Regions from separate parts of the Homo sapiens genome. Here region 2 is linked to region 1. A link is an interaction called in ENCODE POLR2A ChIA-PET data of the cell type or tissue named here. Cell type or tissue: A673. All regions are shown on one strand. Each heading gives the region's core, and the rest is flanking DNA. Links, peaks and the distances in the headings are about the cores only.

The links. ChIA-PET counts read pairs that join two places held together with the same protein. Peaks named below come from ENCODE experiments on the same cell type or tissue, not always from the same donor. Only the 100,000 strongest peaks of a DNase experiment are listed, where the experiment ranks them.
Region 2: POLR2A ChIA-PET joins it to region 1 with 16 read pairs; 3 of 35 experiments call an interaction of 5 or more read pairs at or near these places.

The regions. Positions count from the first base shown.
Region 1 is chr7:111,759,159-111,763,658 of GRCh38, forward strand. It overlaps DOCK4 (dedicator of cytokinesis 4), which reads right to left. Exons shown (of 53, transcript NM_001363540.2): 40 at 1,023-1,164. All of the region lies in intron 1 of LOC124901726 (a long non-coding RNA gene), which reads left to right. Among named protein-coding and RNA genes, the nearest start is that of DOCK4-AS1, 47 kb to the right of the region's middle. In A673, for the core only: a CTCF peak has its summit at 4,233; a DNase peak (open chromatin) is centred at 4,233.
Region 2 is chr7:112,433,218-112,437,717 of GRCh38, forward strand. All of the region lies in intron 2 of LOC105375457 (a long non-coding RNA gene), which reads right to left. It also overlaps a transcript of IFRD1 not described here. Among named protein-coding and RNA genes, the nearest start is that of IFRD1, 15 kb to the right of the region's middle. In A673, for the core only: no CTCF peak of the experiment used is centred there; no DNase peak of the experiment used is centred there.

The DNA of each region.
Region 1 (4,500 bases), core at 244-4,243:
ACATCTATTAGTCTGTGCATGACACATTTAAATTTATTGTTTGCTTATAATAACATGTAAATACCTATGCAACCATGACCAAAGACAGAAACTAGAACACTGACGATGACTTACATTTATCTGTGTGATTATCTGTGTCCCTAGCCTTCCCACATCTGTGATAACTGCTGTCCCAAATCTTGTATTCATATGCAGGGTGTTTAGTTATAGTTTATATTTTTAAAAATTACATTAAAGGAGTATCATATTAACTTGTATATTTACCTCCTTCTCTTCTTATTTAAAGAAAGATAGCAAAATATTTTTCCTATGTACTTTCTTGCATGTCTTGCATTTTGGTTTCTGCTTTGAAATGGTATTCATAATTGTCAGTGGAAGTTTTAAAAGTGTTTTTTAAGACCATCAGTTTCAGGAAAAGGCAGAGGGGTTCAGAAAAGAGTGCTGGGGTGAACTGCCTTTGTCTCTAACACCTATATAATTTCAGCTCAGTTGTTTGTGTTTAGACAATAAGAGCATGAATTATACAGCAATGATTAAAGGCTGTTCAGGATGCCATAGCTAAAAGCCCCCAAAAGATACTGGAGTAGCTCTTTCTCTTCCATTCCTCATTCCAGAATACAAATAATCAGGGTGGGGGGAGGGGTGAATAATATGTGCCAGTAAACACAATACTATGATTTTCTTGAACTTAAGCAGTTTCCACAGGATATGTCAAAGGAAGTTTATTCTAAAGGATGTCACTAAAAAAGAGCTTTAAAGGCAGGGTTGAGCTATACAAGAGGTTTAATTAAAAGGGAAAAATTCTTTCAAGAGAGTTCTTTCAACTGACATCATCGTAATAAATAGAACAATTAAGTTCTATTCAGAAGGAGTTAAGCTAAAATTAAGATGATGGGAAAGAGGGAGCAGTAACGATGTGGCTATTGAAAAGGGACTGGTGGCTGAACAACCTTGCATGGAAATGCTCTGCAGCTAAGAGCCAGTGCAATCTCACTGAGTCCAGCCCTTGTAGGTGCGGATACACTGAGCTTCTGCCTGGAAGATGGTCTCATCGGGCTGGTTGGCGTGCTGCATGGCGATGGCATGGGGGAACTCGTTCAGCATTCTCTGTTGGAAGGCTTCCAGCCTCTCGTAGTCATGCCCTCGACACACAAACTCCTTATTCTGGAGATGAAAGCAAAAAAGAAATTAGGGCTATATAACTGAGTGGATTACAGACAGAGCCAAAAAACATGACACTGGCAGTAACTGACCACATGCCCCATACCAAGACACTATAACAAAAATTACGCTGGAACAATCTGAAAAGTTTGCCCAATTGTTAAAAATGCAGATAAAGATCATGAGTTCACTCTCTACTGCATTTAATAAGGCCCAATAGAATGCCTCACTCTTCCCGGTTCACTTGCATGAGGTGCAAAGAGGTGGATTCTCAGAGCACCAAAGTATGAAAACAAAACAATTGTATCCCTCTAAATGTTAATAAGCACATGTGTAAAGATTATTTTTATAAAGTACATATCAAATTCATGTGGGTAATTTCACAATTTGGAGGAAAAGTAAATTTGTTGTCTGCTTTTTGTGTGTGTGTGTGTGTGTGTGTGTGTGTGTGTGTGTGTGTGTGTATTCTGCCGTTCATGATGCTCTCCTTCAGTTAAGAATGGTGAAGGTTATTTCTGAGGTAGGTTAAGACAGCTGGAAAGATGGGAAGGTTTCCAAAAAGTACCTGAATGATCTGATTAGATATGACGGATCTCTGACATTTTAATGATAATGAAGTTGTAATTGAGCACAGTCATTGATGAAGCACACTGCATGTCTTATTTAACTCATATAAGCTTGAGAGGTAGTCAGTGCCCCCTACAACACCCCATTTTATAATTGGGGAACCAGGGCTTAAAGTCTTTTTTTTTTTTTTTTAAGATGGAGTCTCACTCTGTTGCCCTGGCTGGCATGCAGTGGTATGATCTCAGCTTACTGCAACCTCCGTCTCCCACTTCAAGCAATTCTTCTGCTTCAGCCTCCCAAGTAGCTAGAATGACAGGTGTGCACTACCATGCCCAGCTAATTTTTATATTTTTAGTAGAGATGGGGTTTCACTGTGTTGGCCAGGCTGGCCTTGAACTCCTGGCCTCAGGTGATCTGCCTGTCTCGGCCTCCCATAGTGCTGGGATTACAGGTGTGAGCCACCACGCCTGGCCATGGCTTAATGTCTTGAAATACTTTGTCCACGTGTACTAGATTGAAATTCTGGTCTGAGTCCAAACCCTGGGCTCTTTCTACTCTGAACATGGCCTAGTGTATGCAGGAAAAACACCTAGGAGCTACCAAGACCAGGAAAACTTGTGGGATCTCAGGCCCTGGAGATCTTCAAGTTAAGGGGAGATCAGTTTGGGGCCTAGAGGAGCTGAGGTCCAAGGTTTTCTCTGTTTTTCCGCTCTATGAGGTTCTTATGTAAAACGCCGTAAAGAGGGACTCCAGGCCACAGAGAGGGAGTGAGAAACAAGTCATGGGCAGAGGCTCAGTTCTTCCGCAGGGAAAGGGCAGCTGCAGGCAGGTAGAGGAAATACAGCAGGAACTGGGCTGGATAACCTACCTCGGTTCCCCACAAACCCCTAAATATATCATGATCTTTTGAAAAACACAAGGTTAGGGCAGGCTCTACCTATAATTGTGGACCCCATACAATTCTAGATTTAAAACTTTATAGATAAAAGTTACAATTTCTGATGCTGTATTTTAAAAATTCTACTCAAAAGATAATTAATTTGCTTGGTAAAATAAAACACAATACATCCCTCTCTGCCTATTACAGGAGCCCCCAAATAAATATTTGAATATCCTAGTAAATGAAATATATTTTAAAACAAACAATGCTTATATATGACAGTTTGTAAAAATCGGGGCATTTGCTCTAAGAATACAGGCATTCAATGGTATTAAGAAGCCATTTTAAAATAAAATGAAATTTTGGGTCTGATATTTGGGTCTCTAAGAAATAAAGCATCTTCCTTATCAGTACTCTTTTTTTTTCTAAAAAAACACATAGATTTATTGAGATATAATTCACATACAATAAAATCCACCTTTTAAAAATGTGCAATTCAGTGGTTTTTAGTATATTTATAGAGTTGTGCAAACATTAACAAAATTTAATTTCAGAATCTTTTCATCATGTCAAAAAGAAACCCTATACTCATTAGCAGTTACTTCCTATTTTTCTCTTCCTCCAGCCAGTCACAATACTACTTTTTGTTTCTATGGATTTGCCTATTATGGAATTATACAATGTGCTGGCCTTTTGTGACTAGCTTTTACTTAACATAGTATTTTTAAAGTTCATCCATTTTGTAGCACATATAAGTATTTCCTTTCTTTTTATTGCTGAGTATCATTGCATAGATATGCTGTGTTTTGTTTACCCATTCATCAGTTAATAGATATTTGGGCAGTTTCTACATTTTGGCTATTATGAATAATGCTGCTATGACGATTCAGATACAAGTATTTGTGTAAATATATATTTTCAATTTTCTTAAGCATGTATATAGAAGTAGAACTTCTGCGTTAATATTCTTTAAATAACCCATTTTGTTTTGTTTTCTTTTTTTTTTTTTTTTTTTTTTTTGGAGACAGGGTCTCACTGTCACCCAGGCTGGAGTGCAGTGGCTCAATCACAGCTTACTGAAGCTTTGACTCCTGAGCTCAAGCAATCCTCCTGCCTCAGCCTCCTAAGAAACTGGAACCACAGGCGCACGCCACCGAACCTGGCAATTTTTTTTAACTTTTAGTAGAGATGGGGTCTCACTATGTTGCCCAGGCTGGTCTTGAACTCCTGGGCTCAAGTGATCCTCTGGCCTTGGCCTCCCAAAGTGCTGCAATTACAGGCATGAGCTACCGTGCCCAGCTAAATAACCCGTTTTTCATGAGGGGAAAAATCCCTACTTAGATCATAAAAGTGGATAAATGTATTTGAGTGCTAAAAATTATCTTGGAAATTGATCAAACAACAAAAGACTTCTGGCCTCAAGCAATTCTCTTGCCTTGGCCTCCCAAAGTGCTGGGATTACAGGTGTGAGCCACTGTGCCTGGCCAAAAGGATGTTTTTAATGTTGATATTTGTTTGCTTTTAAATCCAAGACCAGACTAGAATCTGATTCCTTAAAAAAAAGGTCAGGCTCCAGGATTCTGAAGAGTGTAGTGCCCTTTAGAAACCAACAGAGGGGGACCCTTCTCTTTCATTGTGAAGCAAATGCCATTTATACCCAGGAAAGCTATTTTTAAAAGAAGAATGATATAGAAGATTGATTTATTCTAATTGACTTTTTAACAAAATTTATTCTATTTGCTAATGCAGTTTTCCAATTTGCTAAACTCTCTTTAAAATTATGACTCTTAAACTACTTCTAATTTTTTAAAACTTTATACTTTTAATTATAATCTTTCAGACATGACTCTGCCAACAATGTCATGTCTGTTTGTGCCAACAGAGGGAGACGA
Region 2 (4,500 bases), core at 194-4,193, 670 kb after region 1:
ACTCAAATCAGTCTCCCCAAAAACTCAGGGATCAGGGTTTTTAAGGACAATTTGGTGAGTAGTGGGTTGGAAAGTGGGGTGTGCTGATTGGTGGGGTCACAGATGAAATCATAGGAAGGTGAAGCTGTCCTCTTGTGCTGAATCAGTTCCTGGGTGGGGCCAGAAGACCAGATGAGCCAGTTTATCCATCTGCGTGGTGCCAGCTGATCCACTGAGTACAGGGTCTGCAAAATACCTCAAGCACTGCTTTTAGGTTTTACAACAGTGTTGTTATCTCCAGGAGCAATTTGGGGAGGTTCAGAATCTTGTAGCCTGCAGCTGCATACTCCTAAACCACAGTTTCTAATCTTGTGGCTAATTTGTTAATCCTGCAAGGGCAATCTAGTCCCCAGGCAGAAAGGGGTTTTGTTTTAGGAAAGGGCTGTTATCATCCTCTGTTTCAAAGTTAAACTATAAACTAAGTTCCTCCCAAAGTTAGTTCTGCCTATACCCAGGAATTAACAAGGACAGCTTGGAGGTTAGAAGCAAGATGGAGTCAGGTCAGATCTTTCACTGTCATAATTTTCTCAGTTATAATTTTTGTAAAGGCAGTTTCACAACTAAATATAATTTCTTTTTTTTGAGACAGAGTCTCGCTAGGCCGCCCAGGCTGGAGTGCAGTGGCGTGATCTTGGCTCACTGCAACATTCACTTCCCAGCTCAAGCTATCCTCCCACTTCAGCCTCCTGAGTAGCGGGGACCACAGGCGTGAGCCACCACGCCCAGCTAATTTTTGTATTTTTTTTTTAGAGACAGGGTTTCGCCGTGTTGCCCAGGCTGGTCTCGAACTCCTGAGCTCAAAGTGATTAGCCTGCTTTGGCGTCCCAAAGTGCTAGGATTACAGGTGTGAGCTACTGTGCCTGACTGTCTTATTTTTTAATTGATGAGCATGTCTTGCTCTCTGTTCGAGGTATTTTAATTAGTAAAAGTATTGAAGAGTCATAGTCTATTCTCATTTTCATTGAGGTCCCCGTGGGGCTGCTGTGTATAGTTCTTTATTTTGTGCACTGAACATAGGTACCAAGCTGAGAGCATGAAAAGAGTTTGAAATGAAGCCTATATACTAAATGATGCTTCTCACTGCAGGACTGACTCATTCCCACCAAAAGAAGGGCATTTAGGAGCCTTCTTAAAATTTGTATGAATTGGAAAGATTTTTCTGTGGGCTAGCAATGGCCCTGGATCCCACAGCAGGAATGATGATAATGGTGCCACAACAGCCAGGGTTATATACTGTACCTAATATGATAACACATTTTTAATATGTCTACTATATACTTTAAAAACTGTAGAAGTTTATTAAACTCTAAATTAAATTTAAGATTAACTTAGCAATTAAGTAATTACATCATTGTAAAATTTGTTAATGAAAATTTTTATCAATTCCATGTTATTACATAAAGACAAATTATAATATGGGATAAAATTAAATAACTTTAACTTTCAACTACACAATATTTTTGCATATAACTTCAGGGGTTTCAAAGACCATCTAAATCCCATTTTGTGGGATGTTTGGACCTCAGATTATACTAATATCACACTCATACTATTGTACAGAATGATTCAAAAAGAATTGAACACATACAAATATTAATATAAACATGATCACAACCTAACACTTTCCATAGACATTGAAAAGGTCACTCACAGTTTGGCTCATACATGATTCTGAATTACCTGGTTACTGACAAATACATTTTGGAAGTGTTCAGTTATTTTTTTGATCACCCTATATCATTTAAAAACTTCTTCTGAGAGGTTTCAAATGCCAACTTGGCACTCCTAGCCTTGGATGCTATTGTGCTATGACTAAATATTATCCTCATGATGCAAGATGCCTTTTATAGGTTGGATTAATGGTGAACAGAGTAATATTTTATTGGACGGCAATAATTTTACTTTAGATTTCAATAAGTGATGGCGGTATTACCTCTCCACTGCAACACTCCTTCAAAATCAGATCAACACAAAACCACCCGCGGACAGAACCAGAGCATCTCTGAAAGCTTCAGAGTTGTCATAGTGACCATCAAATTGTGAGGCACTCCAGGGCTTATTCTCACAGACAGTGAAGATTCCCAGGACAATGAGTCATTATTAAAGCAGAGAGAACCTCTAAATGGTTCCCTTATTAGATCATTAAGTGTTTGACTGCAAAACATGGATCTGACAACGTGGGTATCATCATTAGCCAGGGGCTGTCTTCAATTTCACAGACTATGTCATGAAACTGTCATGTTAAACATTTATTTTTCTAGCTGAATGTCATCTTTAAGGGATATTATTTCACTGGAGAATTTGCTGAGAGGAGACTGACTTGGATTTTATCAGTCCAAAACTGAGCCAGAGGAATCTGCTACAGGTGTGTGTGTGTGTGTGTGTGTGTGTGTGTGTGTGCGTGCTTGTAAAAAATGCCACATACTCTGACTGCAACCCCATACATGAGCTCCAACAGCCAGTATAAATTCAAGTTGATCTTAACAGAAATATATTTATCTGGTCAGGTTTTAGTTGGCTCTTACTAAAATGAACATTCAACATTCATACTTCAATATATCATTAATTTTGAAATATTTTATATGCCTATTAATCTATCAATATTTTTCTTTTTTCTCTCTTTTTTTTTTTTGTTTTTGTTTTTTGAACAGAGTCTTGCTCTGTTGCCCAGGCTGGAGTGCAATGGCATGATCTCAGCTCACTGCAACCTCTGCCTCCTGGGTTCAAGTGATTCTCTTGCCTCAGCCTCCCAAGTAGCTGGGATTACAGGCGTGCGCCACCATGTCTGGCTAATTTTTGTATTTTTAGTAGGGATGGGATTTCACCATGTTGGCCAGGCTGGTCTCAAACTCCTGACCTCAGGTATCTGCCCACTTTGGCCTCCCAAAGTGCTAGGATTACAGGCGTGAGCCACCGTGCCAGTCCGAATATTTTTCTTCTTAAAGGAAAAGAATTTCAAATAATGTTGACTGATTAAAGCAGATACTTTTCCTTAAAATTTTCTTTTTAAAAATGAAAATATTTGTTCAAGGAACACGTTTTAACTATGAATGAAAGCTGACTGCAACAAATGCAAAATGAGATCACCAAGACACATGCCAAGTATTTTGCTTCATTGAACACCCAGAGCAGCAGTGATGAAAATGAATGTAGGGGGATTAGGGATATTCACTATCAATGATTAAATGGGTGGCAGTTTTTCTTGGCCTATACAATGATGATCCATAAATATTTACTGACGTTTTATTAATTCAACAAATATTTGTTGAGTGCCTGTCTGTGCCAATCATGGGGCTCGGTGGTTGAGATACAAAGATGAATAAAGCAGAACCTCTGTGTGCTATGTTCTGTCCCAGCTAATCAGGTCTTCATAAAAGGGGCTAATAGCATGAAGGAGGAGGAGGGATCAGTTCTAGCTAGAGGGTGGCCATGAAATCAGGCAATGCAAATATTATTATTTCATTGTGTATTATAGTATACAACCAACAAACCATTTATTATATATGTGCCTATGTTTCTAGACTTGCTGGCCACCTATAAAAGGGTCAGGAAAGATTTTAAAGGAAAAGATACTTGATTAAGGTCTTATATATCAAAAAATGTTCACCAAGTTTGGGGAAAGGGCCTGGAAGGACATTCCTGATTGAAGGAAATGTCCAGGGAGCTGCAAGCAATCTTGCTTAGAGTATAGGAGATTAAGCTGAATAGGTGCATAAATCAGGCTAAAGAGAACAGTTTTTTTTGTTTGTTTGTTTTTTTGAGACAGGGTCTCTCTCAACCTCTAGGGCCCACCAAACAATCCTCTCACCACAGCCTCCCAAGTAGTTGGGACAACAGGTGTGTGACCCAGCTAATACCCAGCTAATTTTTTAATGTTTTTGTAGAAATGGAGTATCACTATGTTGCCCAGGCTGAAACAGTGTGAATCTTATTCCGCAGGCAATCAGGAGCCAGTGAGGAGTTATAAGCCAAGCAGTAACCTGATGATTCAATCAAAAAATATGTATGGAGTGTCTCCTACTTTTCAGGCCAGTGCTAGGTGCTGGGTTACAAAGATGAATTAGATACAAGGAACTCAAAGCCTAGTAAAGAAAAATATAAACAAGTTAGTGCAGTGAAAGTCATAGATTTTCTATAATAATGATGATGATGATAGCTTATTGGATGTATATCAATACCATGTGCCAGGCATGTGCTAAGTGCCAGCATGTATTATCTTAATTATCCCATCCACCCCAAGAAGTACTACTGATTAGTGCTATTTTATAGAAGAGGAAACTGAGGAACAGAGATTTGGTAACTTGCAGCTGATAAGTGGTAAAGCCAGGGTTCAAATCCTAATGGTCTGACTTCAGAAAATGTACCTTTTAATCACTAAGGGCTATGCTACTTCCCCATAATGGAAATCCCTCCAGAGCACTAGGGGCCACACTAGATAAGGCAATCCATTCTGCAGGGATG